Regions from separate parts of the Mus musculus genome. Here region 2 is linked to region 1. Evidence: chromatin loops called from intact Hi-C (ENCODE). Cell type or tissue: heart. All regions are shown on one strand. Each heading gives the region's core, and the rest is flanking DNA. Links, peaks and the distances in the headings are about the cores only.

The links. Hi-C counts contacts between places; a loop is a spot of excess contacts. Peaks named below come from ENCODE experiments on the same cell type or tissue, not always from the same donor. Only the 100,000 strongest peaks of a DNase experiment are listed, where the experiment ranks them.
Region 2: it touches region 1 in a loop (2.0-fold over the local background); 7 of 42 quality-filtered maps call a loop at or near these places.

Annotation. Positions count from the first base shown.
Region 1 is chr2:27,978,941-27,988,134 of GRCm38, reverse strand. It overlaps Col5a1 (collagen, type V, alpha 1), which reads right to left. Exons shown (of 66, transcript NM_015734.2): 26 at 7,619-7,663; 27 at 7,045-7,098; 28 at 3,042-3,086; 29 at 1,361-1,414. Among named protein-coding and RNA genes, the nearest start is that of Gm13372, 49 kb to the left of the region's middle. In heart, for the core only: a CTCF peak has its summit at 4,067 (motif pointing left); a DNase peak (open chromatin) is centred at 4,045; H3K27ac peaks cover 4,217 bases.
Region 2 is chr2:28,181,265-28,190,458 of GRCm38, reverse strand. No RefSeq gene overlaps it. Among named protein-coding and RNA genes, the nearest start is that of Olfm1, 20 kb to the left of the region's middle. In heart, for the core only: no CTCF peak of the experiment used is centred there; no DNase peak of the experiment used is centred there; H3K27me3 peaks cover 425 bases.

The sequences.
Region 1 (9,194 bases), core at 1,620-6,619:
CCATTTCTAAATCATCTCCAACTAGTCTCTTTATAAACACCAAACTGGCTGCAAACCCATATCTATCCTCCTGCCTCTGTCTCCTGCCACTGATTATTGGCATGCACCACCACACATGCCTCAGTTAAGTGAACTCTAATGGTCTGTGCCAGGTCAGCAGAAAGAGGGAGTCAAAGGGACTTCTGCCCCTCAGCCAGAGGCACTGAGAATCCTTCACTTGGAGGAGACCGGGAGCAGTCACCATCAGTGGCAGCATAAGAGAACACCAAGTCCCTTTTATATTCTTCTCTTCTGACAGACAAGCAGGTGGCTTCAGACATTCCCCATCGGGTTGTGGCAAAGTGTCAAGTATATAGGCCCTCTTGTTCTGGGATGTTGGGCAAAGGTGCTTTCAGGGCCTGCTATGAAGATAATTATACAAGCAGACAACAGGCCAGAATTAACAGATAGACGGCACTCAGGTGTGTGCAACAGCTGGGCTACCAGGCGCACAGTGTGTCACCTTCTGTCAGGCTCTGAGTTATTCTGAAGATGTGGGGAAACTTCTCAGCAGGAGCTAATAGGCGACTTTATAGATCAGCTCCTAGAAGCCGCCCTCAGTGTCACTGTTAACCCCTGGTTCATTGTGCTTGCTGTGCTGGGCAGTAGTACCCTCCCCAACCCCTGACCTGAGCAAGCCACACCCTTTTCTGTACCAACAGCTTTCCCTGGAGCTGGGACGGACAATGTATCAGAAAACAGCCAGGCTGTGGGGGGCTTCACCCATGGCCCAGCAGCAGACACCAGAGTGTTTGGGCTGTGGGCTTCACCCATGGCAGAGCAGCAGAGGGCAGGGTGTTGGGCTTGTATGGGCTTCAAATGTGACTTGGGTGCATCCAGGAGATGAGCAAACCCTCAGGAGGGTTGCAGGAGGGACTGCAGATCCTCAACAGCGCATAGTTCTGCTAGCCATCCACTACACCTTGGACAGGGGCTTGCTTATGGGCCTGCCTGGAGTGTTTCCACCCAGTCTTTCCTCTTCATCCTCTGAAATCAAATTTCTCTGTAATCCAGGGTCCCCAGTCCTCACTAAGGCACCTGTCCAACACTCAGGGTAGAGTGACAGTAGCCACAGCTGTCCTTGGAGTTAACACAGGTGAGAGCAACCCCGGCTTTGGAGTGGAGACTGAGGAGCAGGCTAGAGAGCACTGCACAGAGGCCCTGGGCTCCAGACATTCTGTCCTCAGACCAGGATTTTGCAGAAGTGTTTGTCTCCCTTCTGATAAGCTGCTCTGTGGTCCCGAATACCCGAAGCTTTCATGCAGGTCCCCAAACTCACTCTGCTTGTCCCTGGCCCAAATCCTAGGCCCAGGACACTCACCCGGTCACCCTTTATTCCCATGTCGCCTTTAAACCCAGGGAAGCCGTCTTCACCCTGAACAGAAACAAAGAAAACATCAGTCTACAGAGAACTCCACTCCACCACACTACTGTCCACTCACAATGGGCCTGCACAACACGGAGCCCCAGCCCAGGACAGGAGCAGGAGAGCTGCCCAGGGAGGAAACATACAGCCTGCACAGAAGGAGGCCTGCATACCACAGGCCTTTACCCATCCCTTAGACCTGCTACAGTACGCACAATGTATTAAACCCACAGATCCTCGGGCACCCCTCTCCCTAGAGCCCTCTTAATCTGCCTTCCTGGGTCGTTTGGAACAGCCCAGGAACTTCCCTGGTAAGGCACCATCATCAGGTAACCCAGTCATATCCTTCCAAGTATGTAACGGGACACATCCTGTCTCGTGAAGACAAACAAGACAAGATAAAGTAATAAAGCCGAGGCTCTGGAAACCATCCTCAGAAGGACCGTCCAGTAGTAAAGTGTCCCAAAAGAATGGGAAATCTGGGACAGAGGGCTTGGAAAGAGTCCTTCTGAGGAGCAAGTGGGCATCTGCTCCTAAGAGAACTCGCTTTTTCCCTAAACCCCTATGAGGTCCATGTATGTATGTTCTTGGCTGAATTGTTCAAAAGACAAACCCATTCTCCTGATCCTGCAGAAGGAGATCTAGGATTCTACTCTATCAGGGAGAGGTGCTCTAGAAATAGTGGAAAATGGAAGACCTTTTGGCCTGATCTTCCCAAAGGGTGGCCAGGTGGTTAGCACCCTGAAGTTCAAGGTAGACCACACAGGCTCTACCTTGAGATGTCCCCAACCATAGCCCTTAAAGCAGTCTTTAGAGAATAGTTTTCAGGCTATCAGATCAGTCAGTAATGGAGGCAAAAAACTGTCCACAGGTACCCAGTGAGAAGCAATGTATACCTTCCAAGCATAAGCAGATGCGGGTGTCAGGTCTGTTCTCATAGCCTTTAGATTCCACAGGGAATGCCACAGCCTGACACAAAGGGCAACCACACCCAGTAGTTACAGCCAATAGGATGGAGCTCAAATGGTCGGATCCCATCCAAATGCCAGGCCTCTTACCACCAAATGGAGGGACAGAAGTGGCTGGCTGCTGCACAGTTCCACAAGGCTCGGGATATCTCTTCTGCCAGGGGTACTGGGCACTCTGACTATGTGATTCAGGGTGTCATTATTTAGCTTTGTATTAACCAAGATGATCCACATAGGCCTGATATACAGCCTTGAACATGGCAGGCAGTACCACATTCTACATTGTGGCTTATATGCTAAGTGTCACCGGGCTGCACGTGCCTTCACATGCCTTGGCTCTAAGCCTGAGACTGGACTGTAAAACTAGATAGACTCTGTGTAGGAATTCTGGGCCTCTCAGGTGAGAACTGACTACCATGAGGACTGTTGCCTGCAAAGGACCCGCAGGGAGAGACTTGGGGGACGAAGGTATGTGGATACAGCCATGTGGCCACCCTAGGGCCTCCTAGGTAGATGCTCTGGGCCAGCCCAGGAGATGCTGACAGTGTCATGATCCCCAGTCTCCTTTAGGACCAGGACGGCATCAATTCCCCTCCACATTCGGAGGCAACCCCATTGAGTCCTGTACCACACTGAGACAGCCCACCCTCAAGGGGATAGATTCTTACCTTCTCCCCCTTGGTGCCCTTCAGACCTCGGATGCCATCTGCCCCCTGTGCAAGCAAGAATAGAGAGTGATCACAAACACGCACAGCCCAAGAGGGAACAGCTCCCACAGGCAGTATGGACCAGCCTTAGATGAGTCCTCATCCAACATACCTCCATCTCTGGAGGGAGGGGTACTTCCTGTTCTCTCATTGATTGACAGGAGCTCATGTGAGGCCCCCACTGTCCTTAACTCCTACCCTGGCCTCTGCACAAACATCCATACTTTCCCCTGCCCAAATTACTCAAAGGCCTGATATTGCCTTTCTAACGGCCCAAAGCCCTGCCAACAGTTTCCCAGGCTAGCATGCCTGCCTGTTCTAGGAAGAGTCCCCCAATCCTGCAGCTAGGAAAAACTCAATGCAGGCCGGCGAGTTAAGATCCTGACCCTTTCTGTGGCCTCTGAAGATGTCCCAGACTTCTGCATGCCTGTTTTCTTATCTGGAAGTGGATTGACAAGGACTCTAGCCTATCTCTACTGTTTGAAAAAGGGTGATCTGAAAGTCCTCAGGGCAGTGCCCTGTGCATACTGGACATCCAGTAGAAAAATGCTGTGCACTGGCTGTTTGTGTTAATTCTGCATTATCATTGAAAGGTGACATGGTATTGCACCAACTAATGTCACAATGAGTATGGCTGGCCTCAGCCCAGGGTGGACATGGAATCCCTGTTAGACACAGCTCTAAGGACACACAGCAGGCCCCCTTTCTTCTATTATCAATGGTCCCAGTCCCTCTGTTGTCAGAGGCGAAGTCATAAAACCTAGTAACAGATGGAGCCACAGCTTAACCGCCCATGCCTTCTGACCTTGGGCTCCTGAGAGGGGTGACATTTACCTACATGGACTCACTGTTGACTCCAGGAGTTGCCTCAAGCCACCTCTGCCTAGGACCGCAGAGGAGTCACAAGGCTCAGTTTCTTCATGATTGAGGCTGCAGCCTGGGCCTGAGCCACCTTCTAGACCCAGGTGCCACCAGCTGCCCTCTGCTGGCCAGAGATCCACATAGGCTTGGTAGTTCCGAGGTTGGGGCTGGGAAGAGCTTTAGAAAGAAGCTCTTTGGAATGGAGACATACAGACCCAGGAGTCAGGGCTGAGATCTGAGCTTTGACACAGGAAGGTAGGAGCTATAAGCCAGGTGGACAGGTACCCTGAGATCTCAACCACTGGAAGGAAGGAGGGCTTGGAGCATCAAGAGACAAGCCCATGGTTGACAACATCCTTACTCAGTATCCCATGATGCACAGCTTAGAATGAAGAATGGAGGGGCAAGAGGACAGCTGCTGAACAGGATGGATCTGGATAGCAGCTGGGTCAGAGCAGCTCTTGCTCACTCATCCCAACACCAAATAAATGGATGTGGGTTGACAGCATAGGTGCCCAGCCCATTAGGATCCTGGCCCTTGAAAGCAGCCATGGATGGAATGGCTCTAAGGAAGGAGTGCTGACTCTAGGGAGTCTGCTCTGTGCTTGCTCAAACCTGAGTCAATGTTGGGCAGCAAACTGAAAAATGAAGAGGAGCGTAGAGCAGACATGGAGATATCATGACATGTCTACACAGAGTCCGTGAGCAAGGCTTGCCACATGCACCTAAGTAACAGGAGTTGAAGAACATCTGTGGTCCAACAGATTCAGGAAGGTACAATGTGCCCTGTCTGGACAGCTGCCTTGGAACCAATGGTTTCTGGGCACTGTTTTTTGCCTGAGATGCCTTCTGGATATCTAGAAGTCTCCATAGGAGAGACCTAGAGCCCCACCCACCACACTCTTCCAGGCATCTCTGTGGTGGAGAGAAACATAAACAGAAGAACCCAGCAGAGATGATCTCTCAGGTTCAGGCCTGCTGACACAGACCTGCAAACCCAACTGCTCATGACCCTGAAGCTGACACAGACCTGCAAACTCAATGCTCATGACCCTGAAGCTGACACAGACCTGCAAACCCAACTGCTCATGACCCTGAAGCTGACACAGACCTGCAAACCCAACTGCTCATGACCCTGCAGCAGAAGGAGCATGAGTTTAAGACCAGACACCTAGGCAACTTAGTGAGATTCTTCCTCAAAACAACGATTAAAAATAAGGGGGTTATTTAGTTTGGTGGTAGAGTGCCCAGGGGATGTGGGCAAGCCCCGAGTTCAACTCTTGGTGGGAAGTAGGGGAGCGGGGTGAGAGAGGCTGTCTGCTCTTTCCACCTTATGAGGCTGCAGTGAGAAGAGCCAGGCTGTGAAGGAGAAAGCGACCCTAACCAAATGATGATCTGCTTGCACCTTGACCTTGAACTTCCAGTCTCTATTACAAAACCCTAGATTGTGGGATTTTTCTTATAGCAGACAGGCCATGAGAGAACCCCATCTTGGAAGAAGCCTGGGTAGGAAATAATCAGATCTCTCTACCCTAATGGTGACAGCTCCCACACCTACCTCTGCTGTGCCCGTGAGCCTGGCACTCATGAGGTGGCCAACACCACGTCAGTTCTCAAGAGCACACGGGGCAGTACTATCTCTTGCTCTTGTGAAAACTGTCTTAATGCTTGCTTCCCTCTCTGCTTCCAAGTCTTAACTGGATTGCTCATGTTCTGAGTGAATTTGAACCAGATCGATAGATAAGAGCATTCTCCATAAACATTTTAAAGTAAACACCTTTCAGCTTGCAGAGGAAGCCTTACGCAATTAGCCATGTATAGGAGCTGCCAAAGGCTTGGGGTAGGAGACAGAAATTTGTAAGATAAACACACGTAGAGCTCCTATAATCAGCGCTGCTGCTCAGTTATCTCCCTCCCAGCCTTCAGTAGGCACAGTGTCAGGAAAAGCAAGCTTCAGGAGGAACCTGACCTGCCTAAGGCTGCCATCTTCGAGAGGTCACTCTTGAAACTAGGATGTCAGGGTTTCTGAGGCACAGAAACAGGGCCATTTGGGTTCAAGTCTAGACGCGGGTACCATGTTTGGAGGGATTCCAGACAGTCTCTGAACACGGAGGTTGTGAGCTCCCCACCCTCCACAACCCAGGGCAGCTGTATACTTTGGGTCTGCATCAATGCTGGACAGAAAGTACCACAAGGTACATGGGTGGGGCAGCGGCCTGGGTCATGTTTATATAAATTCTTCAAACTGAAGTTGCTTTGTGGTGTGCTTCTGCATATATGCACACTCACAGGGGGGCACACCTCTGTTCCCCTTCATGTCAGTTTGAAGGAAGGGGCTGTTATCATTTTTGCCGGGTGCTGGGGTGGGGAAAGAGACTGGAGCTTTGAGATATTGCAAAGTCCCTGTATGGTGAAGGAAGAGACCCTGTCGATAAGACGCTCATCTTCTACACAGGAATGTGCCTTCGCCCCAGGAACCGTGGAACTCAAGATTAAATCATGCAGCTCAGAGCAAACTCAGTTAGTGCTGAAGGGACAAAGGGGACCTTGCTCTCAATATTGCTCTGGCACTCTGTGCCCCACTTAACAAGGTTCCAGGAATTTCTACCAGCAGAAACACGATTGTAAACAAATGGACATCTCTCACGAACCCTGCCTGCTGGGGATTTGAGAGGACATACTAGTCTTTTTCCTCTTCCAACATGCCAGTAGCTCAAAGGACTGTTTCTGAGCTTCCCTAGGCTGGCCATGCCCCTGCCTCACAAGATCCACATCCATGAAAGGCTCCAGAGGTCAGCCTGGTATGAACAAATGGTAAACACAAGAGGGTGGCCAGTACAGTGTCCCCACTTCTTCACAAGCTGTCTAGGAGGTAATCCCTCATCCTGTAGCAGTCTGTCCCCTAGCTGGCAGGCAAGATCCTCACCTGCTCAGACATGCTGTCTGAGGTCCCAGCATGTGCATACTGAACTGGGGAACTAGGCTACTCTAGAGTGCCTGGAGCAGGGCTTAACAACAGAGAAGCTGCCAGGAACCAGCCAGGGACATACATCCTTCCCACCTTGACTTCTATGAAGACCCAGAGCTGCAGAGTCCCTCTTACCTTGACTCCTCGTGGACCGGGGTAGCCAATGGGACCCTGGGGGCCAGGAGGACCCTAAGATCAAAGTGAAAGAACATTAGCTATTTTCAGGTGTGAGTACCTGGGCAACCACTGTGGGACCCTAGCCTTGTGGGAGATGCAGGAGGCCCTGCCTTGTGGTCCTCACTGGTACTGATGCTGATGATGGAGGTAGTGGGTGATGCCTTTCAAAAAGCAAAAATATCTGAGGACAGTCAGATGCTGTGTCCAGCTTCAGGAGGCCCAGAGGGATTGGGGGGAGTTGTTGCTATGTAATATAAGGAAACATAGCCCTGGGTCAAGAAAAAACAGGGTCATTGAAATAACATGTCTCCCTCCTGGGGACCTTGAGGTGAGACACTTTTCAGCTGAGGGGAACAAGGGTATCCTGTCTAGGGAGATGGCATCCTTCAGTAGTCAAAAGCCCTTTCCCATGACTGACTGAAGCTTACAGTCCAGGCACTGCCTCTCCCTCACCCCATGCCCCCAGACCCCATTGGTCTTAGGAGACCAATACAGAGACTGGCTGCTGAGGCAGGGTGCTGTGGGTACCCACCTGGCCTCCTTTCTCTCCTGGAGGACCTTCTTTTCCAGGGTGCCCCTGTCACAATAGAGAAGGTCTTCATTAGTTAGCCACCTGCTCAGAAAGAGGCCTTCTACCTTAGCAGTATTTATGTCCCAACCCCCCAGCTCTGCCCTCTTCACAGAATGAACCCACAGGATAATGAACTTAGACAAGACTTCTGGATCCTGACTTCCAGGACCAGCAAGGGCCACACAATGTCTGCCAAACACAGCAACTGGCTGTTTGGGGAAACTAAGGGCAGGCAGTTAGAGCAGAAAGAAGGCCATCTTGTCACCTGACTGAGTGCCTCAGCACTTCAAATTGCTTCAGTCACATCCCAGAGGGTCCCTGAGTCCAGAGAAACTGAGCAAAGATGAGAGGTGGCCCTGCAGAGGTACCTGTGTCCTCTGACCGTGTCTCACCTACCTGTGCCTGGACTAATTACATCCTCCACAATACAGCAGAGGCTCTGCTGGAGCAGGCTGACCCTGTGGTTAGAGCCTCAGGGAGAGAGGAAAGCAAAAAGGCAGTGCTCACTTATGAACATGCACTCTGGCCCCCACCTTTTCCAGGTGATGGAGAGGGGCTCAAGTCTACCTTGGATACATTGAAACTATCGTGCATGCTTGAGCAAGTCTTCTGTGCTCTCTAGGCCCATTCTCCCTCAGGTGAGCATTGGAAAGATAAACCCTTGCTCTAGCTTGAGTGGGTCTGGGGCTCTGTCTCTGAGGGGAAGAACCCAGCATGTGCTCCATTGTTTCCTGTGGTTGAATAATTGATTTTATAAAGCTCCTAACAAGTGAATTGGGACACAAAGTTCCCATGTGGGAGTCCAGTGACCTTGGAGGGAAACTAGGGCACCCACTGATGGACTGTGGCTGCTGTTCTGGCCCAGAGGACAAGCTGGACCAGCCCCTGCCTTTCAGAAATGATGATCATGCTTGCAGTAGGTCCGTGCGCCCTACATGTGCCTAGGGTATCAGAGGTTAAGGCTGCAAGGTTGAATGTAAGACGCCAAGGAGCGCGTGTCCCGCCACAGGCAGACCTGTGCTCTTCTTCTCAGTGCCCAGCCACCATATGGATCTGCTCAGGAGTCCTAAGCCAGGACATGCAGTGAGGGTCACTAGAGAACGCAGATGCCCTCGTCATGTGGAACTCCTTCAGAGGCATGTGGGAAACTGCATGTGCTTACACTGCAGAAAGCCCCAGAGACACCAAGGAGAGGTTCCCCAGGTGCTCAGCAAACACCTAGCAGAGTGTGAGGGGCAGGAGCTGGGGCACCATTGCCACGGCTGCCCAGGTGCCTTAGATGAGTCTCAGCTGCGTTCTAGAAGGAAGCAACTGCAGCGGAGAGGCCCAGGACTCATTTTGTAACCATGAGGCTGGGGAGAAGAGAAGAAAATTTAACACTGACAAATCTTCCTGTTGTGCAAGGCTAGGCTGTTCTCTCTCTCTCTCTCTCTCTCTCTCTCTCTCTCTCTCTCTCTCTCTCTCTCTCTCTCTCTCTCCCTCCCTCCCTCCCTCCCTCCCTCCCTCCTCCCTCTCCTTCTCTCTCTCTCTCTGTCTC
Region 2 (9,194 bases), core at 2,337-7,336, 200 kb before region 1:
ACATTGTATAGAGCTGTACCTCAATGATAGAGCATGCACAGGGCCCTGAGTTCTGTCACAGAAACACACACACACACACACACACACACACACACAAACACACACACACACACACACACACACACACACACACTCCTCCTTCCCCAAACCCAAACATAGTCATTTATTGTACGACTTTAAAAAAAAAACATGTAATACAATGAAGAAAACATCAAGAAAGCCCACCCCTGGGACCACTGAGGTAGCACTCAGTCCCTGCATGTTCATTCTCTCATGCATATAAACAGATAATTGAGAATTTGTTGTCTTTACAGCCACCTAGCCTGGCTTCTGATCCAAGTCTGCTTCTCAGGAGCTGCTGTGATTCTCGCTGGTCATCCCTAGGTGTCCCTCCCATCCCTGTCAATAGAGTGATGGTCAGTTCGCCACTCTGTGCCAACCTAGTGGAGCAAAGACACTGGTGAGGGCCAAACACAGCCCTGCCTGGCACTCAGGGATGGCTTGAAACAGGAGAAGAGAGTGAGATTGTCACTTGGCCATTCAGTCTGGAAACTGCGTCCCGTGGCACAATGGTGTGCTGTGTCTACAACATGGACACATTTTTCTTGGATAGTTTATTTCCTTGCTTATTTTAATCAATGTTTCTGGTTTTGTTTATTTTAATTTTAAATTTTTATTTGTATTATTTGTAATAATATGTGTCTGTGCAGGAGAGCATGGAAGTACCCATTGGAGACCAGAAGAGGGTGTCAGATCTCTAAGACTTATGGGTGGTTGTACGCCACCTGGGAAGGTTGCTGGGAGCCTAACCCCAGGCCTCTGAAAGAGTAGAACTGCTCTTAACAGTTGAGTCTCTCTAGTCTTATTTTAATTTGTGAATTTTAAAAAAAAAAATTAATTGATGCATAATACTTGTATTTCCTCCCACATACTTCCAGTCAAATCGCCTCTAGATTGTTGCTAATACTCAGTGTAATGTAAAACTGTATAAACAGTTATTATAATGTATCATCTAGCTCACTTCTGCAGCCTCCCATTCCTGCAAGCTATTTTCCATCTGTGGACTTGGGGACCTGCAGACACAGAGGCCAACCGCATTACACTTTAGCTGAATATAAAGCCAGGACATAATTACGCAGAGCCAACGTCACTGGCTACCCTGGAGTTCGTCATCACGGGGAAAGATCTATGGAGATGGCATCCTACATGCTCATTTGGACCGTCACCTGTGTTGAAGGCTAGCAGCTAGTGTGCTCAGTTCCTCCTTCCTCCGGCCTCCAGTGTTTCACTCCTGCCCCTCCTCTAACCTTGTACTTTTGTTGCTTGGCTCAGTTTCTGTGTTGGGGTGGAAGCAGGGTCCTCCAGGTTGCCACACCTCATGCAACTCTCTGGACACAAGGCTTTCCTGTCTGGAAAGGTGTAGGTCCAAGGGCTACCGTGTCAGGCAGACCCAACCTTTCTGTGCCAGCCTTGAAACCCTGAGCTGTCTCAGACACAACTCAGTGGTTCCCAGCCACCAGGGTTACTGAGCACTGGACTGGCTTGGTCCGCCCCACTTCCTAGCTTCCTAACTACCTCACCCGCTGTCTTTCTGATGGACCAGCCAGCTTTCCTGGTGTGTCTCCTCAGGATACCCGGAGAATCGATATGTTTTGTACTCCTTTAAGCCAGGCTTCCTGCTACCACTGAGCCTCGTTATAACGTGACAGTGTGTTACCAAGGCAACAGCACTAACTCCCTGTCCTCTCTTTGAATTTCCTAACAAATGGGGCCTGAAACCTCCCCAGCTGTCCAGCTTCGATGTGTCCTGCCACCAGAGCCAAGACCAGAGCCTTCAGATGGCCAGCTTCCCAATAACGTGGTGCAATTGAGCTGGGTACCCCATGCAATCTGCTATCCCAGGTCACTGCACTGTGTCCTCTGACCAAGCTTGTTGAGTGGTGTCTCATGAATGACATTTGCTTATTGGGAATGCACTATTTGACAGGCACTGTGCCTAGGGCAGTCTGGAGAGAGGGCCAATGGCAGACTCATACTAAGGACAACATCTTGGGCATTATGACCAGTTGTTTCTATCTGGAAGCCATCAGAGAATGACGTGGTGTCTGCATTCACTCTTGTGTGTCCTGTGCTGTTACTGCAGGATTGACAGTCTCAGTCACGAAGACTCAGCCCATCACCCCAATTTGCAATCCTTAGCCCTTCTTCTGGATGGGACGTGAAGCAATAATAACCTTTGTGCTCCTATTAAACCCTCGGCCTGAGGGAGGCCTGGGATGCTGCCATTCTTCTGAGCCTCTGCATTCTTCTTGTCCTACCCAGCAATGGTATAGCAAGCCCTGGCTAATCTCCACCTTTCTTGTCCTGATCACACCAGCTGTGTTAAGCTCAGCTTCCCACCCACCATCCCCTGCTTACAGACAGCAGAGCAGGCAGGAAGCCCACTTTGATATCCCGGCTTCCTAACTCAGGGAGCTCAGGGGCTCCTAGAAATTGCTCAACCTTTCTTCCCACTGACGTCCACCTCATCCGCCCCAACTCTGTGTTCTTTCTCTTATGGGGAAACCTAACTGAGAGCCCTCTGGGGAGCCTCATGCCTCGCTCTATCTCCAATCTGATCACAAGCAAGGTCTTCCTCAACTTCCTCCTTAGTGAACCAACCTTTTGTCTCTGTGAACCTGTCCTCCACTTCTATCAGCACTAACACATAGCCTGCCTTCAGCACAGAGTCTGCTTTTCCTGCCAGCACCAGCCATGTTCACCTCTTAGTGCCTTGTGTGGAGCTACTGGTCATCGCAGACTGAGCTTGTTGCCACTCCTTTGTTCTTGTTGGTGGCACATCTTGCTCCTCAGGGTGGCTCTGGACAAGGTTACCAGTGATATTCACAATCTAGCAATGGCTTTATCAGTAGTGTCTCCACAGTGGCCACACCTATTCCATGGACCCATGACTGCTTCTGGCCTGGGCATAGTTTTCCCTTCTATACTCTCAGGTCCTCTTAGCCCTCCCCCTTGTGGTCTCACCAACCAGCCATCTTTAAAGATTGAGGTGCTCCCTGTGGCTACTCCTCCCTCTCCTCAGCACCTACATCCTCTCACACCTGCACAGTCTCGTCCATGAGTTCTGTGCACAGCTGGCCTGCAGCAGGCAGCTCTCTTGGACTAAACTCCAAGGTCTTCAGCCCACCAAGTTGACTCTGCCCTGCTCTTTCCCATTCCCATCAACAGTGAGTTTGTTCTTCCTGTTCCGGGAACTACGCTTACTGGGCTCAGCTTGGCTCCCAGAGTCCTCACATCCAGCCCAGCAGCAGATCCTGTGACTTGACCACCCAACTACCCAGAGTTCACAGCCATGGCCACCCACTTCCTGGTCTTCATATTTAAAAAAAAAAAGATTTATTCATTTATTTTTCTGTTTGTTTTCTTGTTGTTGTAGTTGTCTTTTAAATCAGGGTTTCCCTGTGTAGACCTGGCTGTCCTAAAACTCACTCTATAGATAAAGTTGATCCCCCAGCTCAGAGATGTACCTGCCTCAGCCTTTGAGGTGCTAGGATTACGGTGCATGCCATCACATCTGGCTTTTTTTTTCTTTCTTACTTACTTAAGACTGTGCAGGTGTGTGGTGGTTTGAATATGCTTGGCTCAGGGAATGGCACTATTAGGAGGTGTGACCTTGTTGGAGGAAGTGTGTTATTGTGGGAGTGGGCTTTGAGACCTTCCTCCTAGCTGCTTGCAAGACAGTTTTCTCCTGTTTGCTTTTGGTACAAGATATAGAACTCTCAGCTCCTCCAGCACCATGCCTGATTGGACGCTGCCATGCTTCCTGCTATGATAACGGGCTGAATCTCAGAACCTGTAAGCCAGCTCCAATTAAATGTTGCCCTTACAAGGGATGCCTTGGTCATGGTGTTTCATTACAGCAATGGGAATCCTACGACACTTAGTCACTCGCTTGCTTTATTTGTTTGGTTGGTTGGTTGGTTTTCCCATCTTACGGTCACCTTTGTCCCTCACTGGGACCCTCTGGTTCAGATCCTCAATGGCTTCCTTCAGACGGCAGGTTAGATGTTTCCTTGTTGGGAAGTTCTCTTTGCTTCTTTGTCAGCATGACACAGGCTTGGGTGTCATTAGACTGGCCTGTAGGCACGTCTGTGGGGCATTTTCTTGATTAATGATTGATGCAGAAGGGCCCAGCCCACTATGTGTCATGGGTTTGGATAAGAAAAACAAAGAAAGAAACTAACAAAACTGACCAAGTCAATAACAGTGTCCCACCATGGCCTCTGCTTCCGTTCCTGCCTCCAGGGTCCTGCCTCGGCTTCCCTTCGTGATGGACTAGATCAGGGTGGTTAAGTAAATTAACCATTTTCTCTTTCAGTTCCTCTGTTCATTGATTATTACAGCAATAGAAATAAAGCTAGGACCTAGGGCAAGAGAGTCATGGCCGCCTTGAGCCTCTTCATTTGTTTGCTTAGCACTCTGTACTGCCTGATGTGAGGCTCTCCTCCATCAGCTGCCTGAAGGCTGAGTGGCCAGGCCTGCATGCTAGAGGATGCTTGGTGTTCTCCAGAGACATGTCCGTCCTGCCTCCTTCACTGCCTGGTGCCCATGCTTGTGACCATTTCACTCCAGACTTCACACCCTCAGCCTCTCCCTCTGCAAGGCCACCTGGATAGGCATCTGGGTGTCAAATAGCCTTTGCCTCCCGTCTTGAGGATGTTTGTATTTCCATTTAGGGCCCATGTCCCATGCAGTGGTCTGGTTGGGGTGGCTGTGGGGCTTGGCGGCTTAGTGGGGGAAGGGGGGAGCAAGACTGGGCACACAGATGCTGAGACACACACACACACACAGAGAGAGAGAGAGAGAGAGAGAGAGAGAGAGAGAGAGAGAGAGAGAGAGAGAACACGAGAACATGGAGACAAACATAGAGAGACAGATCAGGGACACATGATGCAGAGACAGACAGACATAGAGAAAGACAGAGACATAAACAGAGAAAGACAGACAGGGGTACAGACAAAGAGACAGACATAGAGAGAGATAGACACACAAGACATAAAGAGACAAAACAGAAAGTGAGACAGACAGAGACAAAGACAGACAGACAGACAGGGACACGGGCACAGAGATAGACAGAGAGAGAGGTAGACACACAAGACAGAGAGACAACACAGACATAGAAAGAGACAAGACAGAGACACTGAGACAGAGACAAAGACAGACATAGTCAAATCAGAGACATAATACACAGATACAGAGATAGACAAAGACAGAAAGACATGGAGACAGAGACACAAGTAGAGAGACACACAGAGACTGTGGTGAAACAGAGACAAAACCACAGACATAGACAGAGAGAGGAGAGACAGCAAGACAGAGGCACAATGGGACAGGAAAGGGGTGTGAGATGAAGATGGTGACTATGGGGCCAGAGTGTATGATCTGTGAATTCTGCTCTTGTGAGAATGCAGACTCATGGGGCTCAGCTGGGTGGGGGAGGAGGGGTCTGGCTTTCATGTTGGGTCTCTGCTCCTCAGGAGAGAGTGGGGACTTGAAGTGAGGGAGGACATCATCCTAGAGCCACCAAGTTGGTTCATGTGAATGGTGACCATTCCTGGGGGCCAGTAGAGCGTCAGAAGGATATGGAGTGTATTACAGGTCCTGATGGAGGTCGGGGCTGGGGTGCTACAGTAACCAGCTGGGTCACATGCATTGGGAGAGACAGCAAGAGAAACAGGGCAGGGAGGAGGCCAAGTCAGGTTCATCTGACTTCTGACTTCTTTCTGACTCTTCAGAGAAAATCAGGGTTAGGGTTGGGGTTAGGGTTAGGGTTAGGGTTAGGGTTAGGGTTAAGGGTTAGGGTTAGGGTTAGGGTTAAGGGTTAGGGTTGGGGTTAGGGTTAGGGTTAGGGTTGGGGTTAAGGTTGGGGCTAGAGGGTTAGGGTTAGAGGGTTAGGGCTAGAGGGTTGGGGTTAGGGTTAGGTTTACGGCTAGAGGGTTAGGGTTAGTGTTGGGGTTAGGGCTAGAAGGTTAAGTTTAGGGCTAGAGGGTTAGGGCTAGAGGATTAGGATTAGGGTTAAAGTTGGGGCTAGAGGGTTGGGGTTGGGGTTAGGGTTGAGGCTAGAGGGTTAGGGTTAAGTTTAGGGTTAGGGTTAAGGTTAGGGTTAGGGTTAGGGTTAGACTTGGGGTTGGGGTTGGGGTTGGGGTTGGGGTTGGGGTTAGGGTTAGGTTGGGGTTAGGGTTAGGGTTAGGGGTTAGGGTTAGGGTTAGGGTTGGGGTTAAGGTTGGGGCTAGAGGGTTAGGGTTAGAGGGTTAGGGCTAGAGGGTTGGGGTTAGGGTTAGTGTTAGGGTTAAGGTTGGGGCTAGAGGGTTGGGGTTAGGGTTAGGGTTGGGGCTAAAGGGTTGGGGTTAAGTTTAGGGTTAGGTTTAGGGTTAGGGTTAGGTTTAAGGTTAGGATTAGGGTTAGGGTTAGTAAGGAGACTCTGAGCAGGATTCCCTGTGGGATGTTGGCCCATTCTTGTGTAACCTAGTGTTCAGTGTACATGGAGATTAATTGGAAGTTTGCTCAGCAATGAGCCCTCTTTACTCAGGCATCAACCAAGATCAGAAGTCTCCATAGGACATGCCACATAGACCAGCTTTGAGCCATTTATTTCCTGAGAATGGACAGGATAGGCACCCAAGAGAGAGGGACCTTCATGGATCCCACTAAATCCAAAACTACAGAGAAGCCAAGATCAGAAAAAGTGGCTCAGGACACATTTGACTCTGTTGCTAGACAGACTCAATGGGCTCCTGTGGCTGGCTTCCTGATCAACAGGCAGGGCAGAATGGCTCCATATCCCCAGCAGAGGCCTAGAGCCTCATTACACAGTGAAACACTTCTACTTTTCCACATCAAATCAGAGTCTGACACTCTGATGCCACCCTTGTCTCCACTTGGTGGCCCTGCCTGGGAGCACGACTGCCCGCAGGAAGCAGACAGGTTCTGGGGATGCCCACAGTGGGTCTTCTAGGTTGCAGGTTCTTCTGGGTGTGGGGGCAGGAAGGAGATGAGGGTATGCTGATCCATCCAGTCATGGATCATAGTCTCAGGACTCTGCATTTGGCGCCTTTGCGGGACATGTATCCTCACTTCTATATTTGAGCACACCATCTCCACCTTCTTCAGCTGAGGAAGCAGAAGCTCCAAAGTGTGAAGTCTGTCTCAGGTTGTGGCAGAGCCTGGTTCTGCAGGCTTCCAGGGCTCACATTCTTTCCTGGCCTATGATGCTTCACTTTGATTGGCCATTTCCCTACCAGGGCAGGACAGGAGGGTGCTGCTTCTGAACCCCACTCCCAGTTGTGAGTGCAGGAAGAGTTGGGAGCAAGTTGCTCCACTGAACATCAGCTTGTGCCAGGCTCCGGGCTAAGCTCCTGCTGTACCGCAGTTAGTCACTCATGTGGAAACCAGGGCAGATATGAGGAGAAGTGCTGGTTCAGTGTTACAGAGCTGAGAAGTAGCAGAGACTGCCTTAACTCCAAGGCCCACAGAATTCAGTGGAGCTCTCATCTATCACTCCTTAGCTCTCATGGGGTTCTTACCTACTTCAAAGGTACAAAGGCAGTTCTGCAGGTGGGGTGCCTTAAGGAGCCTGGCACCTAGTCTGCTGTCTTCCCAGGGGTTCAGGTTAAGAACAAAGACGTAAGGAATTCACAGACTATTAAATGGTCATTCCTGTAGAAGAAGACAAAGGCAGATAAGACCCAGCTGGTCCCACTCTCTTTATTGTTTGAGTTCCATGTTCCACCAGAATTAATCATGGGAGAGTGGGGAGGGGGAGGGGGAGAGGCAGGGAGAGGGAAAGTCAGAGACACAGGGGGCAGAGAGGTCAGACTTAGCAGAGAGAGGAAAGACAGGGAAAGAGAAGGAGGGGGAGTATGGGGGAGAAGAGAGGAAAGATGGAAAGAGAAGAGAGGGAGGAGGAGAGGGAGGGAAAGAGAGAGGAAGAAAAAGACAGAGGGGAAGAGAGAGAGAAAAGACAGAAAAGAGGAAAAGAAGAGAAGGGAGGAGGGAGAGAGGAAAGATAGAGAGGGAAAGAGGATAGGGAGGGATGAAGGGGAGGAAGAAAGAGGGAGAGAGAAGAAACAGAAGAGGGGGATGAAAGAGGAGAAAGAAAGGGAAGAGACAGATCAGGAAAGGGAGACAGAGATAAAGGAGAGAGGTAGGGGCAGAGGAAAGATAAACAGAGCGGAAAGAGAGAAGAGAGAAAGACACAGGAAAGAGAGTGGAGAAGGAGAAGGAGAGAGAGAAGATGAGAGAGGAGCAGTGAGGAAGAGAGAAGAGAGAAACTAAAGCTGCTTCCAGGAGTAATCACCCAGGATGCCTTGGCATGGTCCACAAATGTGAACGAAGCCGGGCATTGCTTGTTCTTCACATTGATTTACAGATTTCTGGGCGTGAGAAGTGATGGTCACATGAACAGGCACATGAACAAGGACCCTCCTGTGGGCTTTGGCTTCCCAAGTGACCATCCAGAACCAGCACAAAGCCTGAGGGCACAGGGTGACAGCCAAGGTCTCTGCCTCCTTAGCCATGTGGAGTTAGCATCATGGCATGGAAGGGTTGTGGATCACATGTTGGGGCTGGATCCACTTTGCACTACTGATATAATCATGCAAAGAAGAACCTCCTCGGTCTCCAGGTGAGGGATGGGTGGCTATGCTGGGTCTGGGACTATTTATCTGCCATTGTCACCAGCATCTCACCCAAGCCTTTCCAAGTGCCCACCCTAGCCACGAGAAGAAAAAGCAAGAGCTAGAATCCAGGGGTGGTCAGTGTGCTGGGCTCACCCTCATCTCCACAGCTCAGGGTTCACCTTGCCAGCTAGATCTGCCCATCTCTCTGCCTGTGCCTCTTTGATGGGTATCTGGGATGATCAAGAGCATCCTACTGTTAACTGGTGTTTTAGGGTCAGAGCCCAGGTTAGTAAGCTCAGTCATTTATTCTCAACAGGCCAATTGAAGAGACAAGGCAAAAAGCAAGAAATGTGGGGAGTGGTATTCAACATTGTCTCATAGGAAGCCAGACAGAGAGGCACAGTGACACTCAGGTCCATCTCCAGGGTCCTGACACAAGGTTCAGGTTTAAATGGAGAGCATGATGTGTGTCTAACTTAGCAGTCCTGGTCAGTATGTGGTCCCTCATTACTGGTC